2 separate regions of the Homo sapiens genome follow, and region 2 is linked to region 1. The links are chromatin loops, found by intact Hi-C in ENCODE. Cell type or tissue: MCF 10A. All regions are shown on one strand. Each heading gives the region's core, and the rest is flanking DNA. Links, peaks and the distances in the headings are about the cores only.

The links. Hi-C counts contacts between places; a loop is a spot of excess contacts. Peaks named below come from ENCODE experiments on the same cell type or tissue, not always from the same donor. Only the 100,000 strongest peaks of a DNase experiment are listed, where the experiment ranks them.
Region 2: a loop joins it to region 1, with 6 times the contacts of the local background. A loop is called at or near these places in 3 of 110 quality-filtered maps.

What each region holds. Positions count from the first base shown.
Region 1 is chr2:55,013,587-55,016,512 of GRCh38, reverse strand. The region is part of intron 3 of RTN4 (reticulon 4); the gene reads left to right. It also overlaps the pseudogene RNU6-433P. Among named protein-coding and RNA genes, the nearest start is that of RTN4, 35 kb to the left of the region's middle. In MCF 10A, for the core only: CTCF peaks have their summits at 1,376 (motif pointing left) and 2,448; a DNase peak (open chromatin) is centred at 1,342.
Region 2 is chr2:54,754,937-54,757,862 of GRCh38, reverse strand. All of the region lies in intron 2 of EML6 (EMAP like 6), which reads right to left. Among named protein-coding and RNA genes, the nearest start is that of EML6-AS1, 5.3 kb to the right of the region's middle. RefSeq lists an enhancer at 2,082-2,151. In MCF 10A, for the core only: a CTCF peak has its summit at 1,741; no DNase peak of the experiment used is centred there.

The DNA of each region.
Region 1 (2,926 bases), core at 314-2,813:
CTCCTGGGTTCAAGCGATTCTCGTGCCTCAGCCTCCCGAGTAGCTGGGATTACAGGTGTGGGCCACCGTGCCTGGCTAATTTTTGTATTTTTAGTAGAGACAGGGTTTCACCATGTTGGCTAAGCTGGTCCAGAACTCCTGACCTTAAGTGATCTGCCCACCTTGGCCTCCCAAAGTGCTGGGATTAAAGGCATGAACCAGCGCACCTGGCCGCATATGTGTATTTTTAAGAATGTAATAGTGTTTTATGAAATTGGAATCATACTCTATATATTGTTTATAAGCTTTTAAAAACTTTAGTAATGTCTTATATAATGCAAACATTTCCATGTCTTTAAATATTTTGCTGCTGATTTTTTGTACTTAGTGTTCCTTAGTATGGGTATAGTTTAACCAGTCACTTTGCTATTGTTGGACCCTTAGATTGTTCCTTTGTTATTGATAAATAATGCTATTAACCTCTTTATATTTAAATATGTCTTACATATCCCTGAATTATTTTCCATAAATCAATTTGAAATAAAAACCTAGGTTAGTGGGTATGAGCATTTATAAGGGTTTGTATAAAAATTGGCCACCAGAAAAGTTGTACTAATTTTTACCCTTTTATCAGAAGAAGAAAACACCCATTTCTCTACTTTCACCAACAATTCATATTGCTTATTTTTTGATAGATAATATTTTTACATTATACAAAATGCAGAAAGTACAGTGACAGTCACACTTCTTCCTCTCTCTCTGTTGTCCAGCTGCCTAGTGCTGTTTCCTAGAGTTATCTACTATGACTCGTTCCTTAAATATTCTTCTGGACATTCTGTACTAGGTATTTTTTAAAAGCCCTTTACCAGTTTGATAGGTGCAAGTAGTACTTGCTTTTTTGATCTTTGATTATTAGTGAATGTGAACATGTTGGCAGTTTGTATTTCTTCTGTGATTTTTGCTTGTTCATACTCTTTGCCCATTTTTAAATGTAGGTGTTCATTTTTTTCCCTGATTTTATGAGAGTTCTTTACATATAAAGGATGTAAACTCTTGTGTTATAGTTTTCCCTCAGTTTTCTAAAAGATTTTTAGTTTACATTTCAGTGGACATTTTCAGTTTTCACAAAGGAAAATATATTTTTTATTTACTTATAGTTTTAATTTTACACTTAGTTCTGATCTATTTAAAATTGATTTTGGATTCCGATTAGGGATTATTTTGCCCCACGTATTTTTTTGGTGTTAGAGTTGTTTTCCTATTCCCATACTCTGATCTAGCTGCCTAGGGCCAGGCAGCAATCTTGTGGAAAAGCCAGAAAGTTAATGTTTGCCAGATTGCCTTCCATGAACTGGGCAATCAACTGTAGACTACGGGTGTTGGTGCCATCTAGTGTTGCAGATGGAAGATCAAGTCTGTGGAATGATCTATAATTGACTATGTGGAATAAATTCAGTTGGACAGAGAAATTTAGCGAGCTGTGAATATCGTTTTGCACTAACAGATGAGTTTAAAATTTTTATAAACAATTTTGAATATTGACATCTTGTACCAAATCAAACAAATGCTTTAATCATACTACTATAAACATTATGAAATGACCTTAAAGATTCCCCCCAAACCTGGATACTTAAATGAAGACATTAAAGTTTAAGAAGATCTGTTTAGGGCCTAGTGACTATTAATTCTTGAATTCAGAATTTAAAAATGCGTGCTTGAGGCCAGGTGCAGTGGCTCACGTCTGTAATCCCAGCACTTTGGGAGGCTAAGGCGGGCAGATCACGAGGTCAGGAGATCCAGACCATCCTGGCCAACATGGTGAATCCTCGTCTCTACTAAAAATACAAAAATTAGCTGGGCTTGGTGGCACGCACCTGTAGTCCCAGCCACTTGGGAGGCTAGGCAGGAGAATCACTTGAACCCGGGAGGTGGAGGTTGCAGTGAGCCAAGATCGTGCCACTGCATTCCAGCCTGGTGACAGAGCGAGACTCTGTCTCCAAAAAAAAAAAAATGCTTGCTTCAGCAGCACATACTAAAATTGGAATTATACAGAGAAGATTAGCATAGCCCCTGCACAAGAATGACGCATAGAATTTGTGAAGTGTTTCATATTTTTATATAAAAAATTTTTAAAAATGCTTTGGGTGTTTAAGAATATTTGTATGTTTTAGATTATAATGTAAGAAGTTAGCATATTAGTTTTCATAAATAGTGTCACTTTCAGTTTATGAATTTTAGTATTCATTTTTGGTACCTTATGTTAAATTTTTTATAGACTTTAAAATGCTCGTTGTTTTGCTATTTTAACTTGTACTGTCATTCATTTTCTAGACTAAAATCTTTTTCCAGTTCTTAAGATTTAATTCAGTAATGTTGAAGTGCTGTAATTTAGTCCATAGAGGGCATTATATTACAGCATATGGTAGGGTTTTAAAAATTAACTCCTTTCAGTATTGAAACATGTTAATTTCATACCTTTGTGTAGCTCAGAATAGTTAAATTTTGAAATAAGCTTAAAACTACTGTGTAGCTATAATTGTTTCTTATTTTTTAAAAAACATGCCTATTTTCTGTGGCTGGAAAGTATAAATTATTTTAGCTCTCAAGAGCAGTGTACATAAGCAGTCTCTAACTTTCAGAGTAGCATTTTCAATCCAAATGATTGCTGCTTTCCCACCCTCTTTCCCTTGCATCTCTAAATGTTGTAAAGAAAAACGAAGCAAAACAAAAACCTGAGTTTTTCCTGGGTGCAGAAGTAGAGGAAAGAAAGAAATGGAAAAGGAAGAATGTCTTAGAATAAGAGCTGGCTGGGGTGGACTTAACACCTTGCCTAGTGCTGCCTGTTCTAAAATCTAAAATATAACTTTCTACTGTCTGAAATCTTGCCAGTTAGATACCACCCCCCCTACACCCTCCCCCCCCCCCAAAAAAAAACCCACCAAAAAAC
Region 2 (2,926 bases), core at 295-2,794, 260 kb after region 1:
TAAGTGGTGACTGATTTTAGAACCCTAAGAAATCTAAGCCTACCAGGGCGAGGGTGGGAGGAAGAAGGGGGAAGTCAGAAAGAAGCAGCCAGCTCACAGCCGGAAACCTGGAAAGGCTCAGGGCCTTGCAGATACATATCCTGAAGGCTGGAGTGGAGGGAGGGGGTGAAAGTAGGAGGACTAGTTGAGAGCTTGTGTAAAGAACAGTGAGTCCACCAGAATCCTCCTCTCACCCAGCAGAACTCTGGAGATTTACTCTCTGGGGCTGCCCAGCTGAGGAAAGCTCATACAGGAAGTTAAGTGAGTCGGCGGCCTTGTGAACCATAAAACCTCTCTCCATTTTACTCCTGGAACACTTGCCACCAGGTATACTGCATACCCCACGGTCACCCCCAGGCAAGAGATTGGAGGTTCCTTTCTGGGGAAACTGACCAACACAAGAGAAAATGCCCCTCCATCCTGACATTGTATTACAGCATCCTCCATTGCAAAGGCGGTGCACCACCTTAACACCCTATGGTGAAACCACTCATCAACACTGCCCCTCATATAGAGCTCCCAATTTGCTTTCAGGGGTCTTGCTCTTAAATACAAAGAGAGCCAAAGCCTGCCCAACATCTGATGAAAGCCTTGAACCTAAAAGTTAAAGACCAATACAAATATACAGGAGAAAAAGGGAATGCTGAGGTGACAGAGAAAAGGAAGGAGACATAAGGGAGGGACATAATTAATATACTCAGAAAAAAGAAAAAATATGGCAATATATTGAAACAAGAAGGTATAAAAAAGAAAAATTCAGTAAATTTTTAAAAAGCATTTTAAAATATAAAATATAAAAATAAAAATTCAACCGATTTGAATGACAAAATAGAAAAATCTACCAGAAAATAGAAAACAATAATAATAAGGAAAATAGGATTACAATTACAGATCCAGGAGGTCTCAAAACTACCAAAAAGCTTTGAAGAAGAAAGAGCAAAGAGAATGGAAAGGAAGGCAAGAAAACATTCCAGAACTGAGACTCAGGAGTTTGTAGGTTGAAAGGCCCAAAAAAGGCAAGATCAATGGATGGAAGACCCAAACAAAGCCACATTATTGTTAAATTTCAGTATGCCAGGAATAATGACCCAGAGTATCAGAGAAAACCACAACAAAAATAAATTAGAAATCCTACCTTTTAAGAAAATAACCCCAAATCAAAAAAAAGGCTTTTTGTAGAAAAAAATGCTCCTGAGAACATCATTTATAAAAAGGAAAATATAAACTTAAAAAAAGATTTTTTTAAAAAGGAAAATAAAAGAAACACCCTACTGCCCAAATACAAGAGAAATGGTTCAAGAAACTGCTGTGTATGACAATATAAAATCAGGACCAAAACCCAAACTTGTATAAACAGCATGCTCACAGACATAAAAACATAAGCACATTAAAGGAAACAGAATGAATATCCATTAAAATGTTAACATTTAGACATCCACTCTGTGTTGGACAAAGTGAATTTTATTCTACCAACCTTTCCATTGAGAACTTCTATAAAAGCTAGATAAAATTAAAGAGCACAGTCGATTGAAGACACTGATGAACAAACCAAAGCAGGAGGAATTTTAGGGGCAGGGATCCTGACAGAAGAGCAATGCCCTGAACATTAAAGTAAGCCCTAAATTTCACCCACTCTGCCTCCTTGGGGCATTTACCAATTTGCAGTGCAGAGCCCAGAGGGTAAGCAGAAACTGCCACCTATCGCTCACGGCATTCTCACTGAATGAGAGAAACAAAACTTAGAATTCAGGGCTTCCAAGGCAGCCTAAACTTAAGGAAGAGGGCCAAGATCCAAATTAAAAATGGTATGGCAGAGAGGAAAGTCCAACCCTCTGCATACAATTTCCCCTTAAGGTATTTGCCGATTCCTAACCAGTACATACAAGAAGGAAGAGCTTTCTTAGCCAAGCAGAAAACAGCGGTTAAGAGGTTAAAAACCTAAGCAGAACCACCCTGGGCAACATGATGAAACTCCGTCTCTACTAAAAATAGAAAAATTAGCCAGGCGTGGTTGCCTGCACCTGTAGTCCCAGCTACTCAGAGGCTGAGGTGGGAGGATCGCTTGAGCCTGGGAGGTGGAGGGTGCAGTGAGCTGAGATCACACCACTGCACTCCAGTCTGAGTAACAGAGCCAAACCCTGTCTCGAAAAAACTAAAAAATTATATTTCTATATACTAGCAAAAATAATTAGAAAATGAACATTGAAAGTATACCATCTGCAATAGCATCAAAACCCATCAAATACGTAGAGATGAACATCAAAAGATGGATAAGACTTCCTCCAGAAAATTATAAACCATTACTAAGAGAACAAAGTAGAGGGATATATCATTTTCATGGATTGGAAGACTCAATATTATAAAGATGTCAATTCTCTCCAAAGTGATTTATACAATCAATATAATCTCAATCAAAATATCAGCAGGTTTTTAATGGAAATTGACAGATCAATTCTAAAACTGATACAGAAATACAAAGGACGCAGAATACTCAAGACAACTCTGAAGAAGTACCACAAAGTCAGAGAGGTTATATTCTCAGAGTTCAAACTGCAGTAATTAAAACAGCGTGGCGTCAGTGCAAGGATGAAGACTAATGGATCAGAATGGAATCCAGAAACAGACTTATTAGGGCTGCCTGATTTATGACAAGGTTGCCACTAGTTCAATGGGTTAAAAAATGATCTTTTCAATAATAGATCTGGGTTAACTGTATATCTGTATTTAAAAAACAAATTGCTAATCATGACCATCTCATAAAATCATTTCCATTGGATCACAGACCTAAATTTTAAAGGTAAATCAATAAAGTTTCTGGAACTGTGGTATCCATTGTGGTAACCACTAGCTACATGTGACTAACTACATTTAATTTTGAATTAATTAA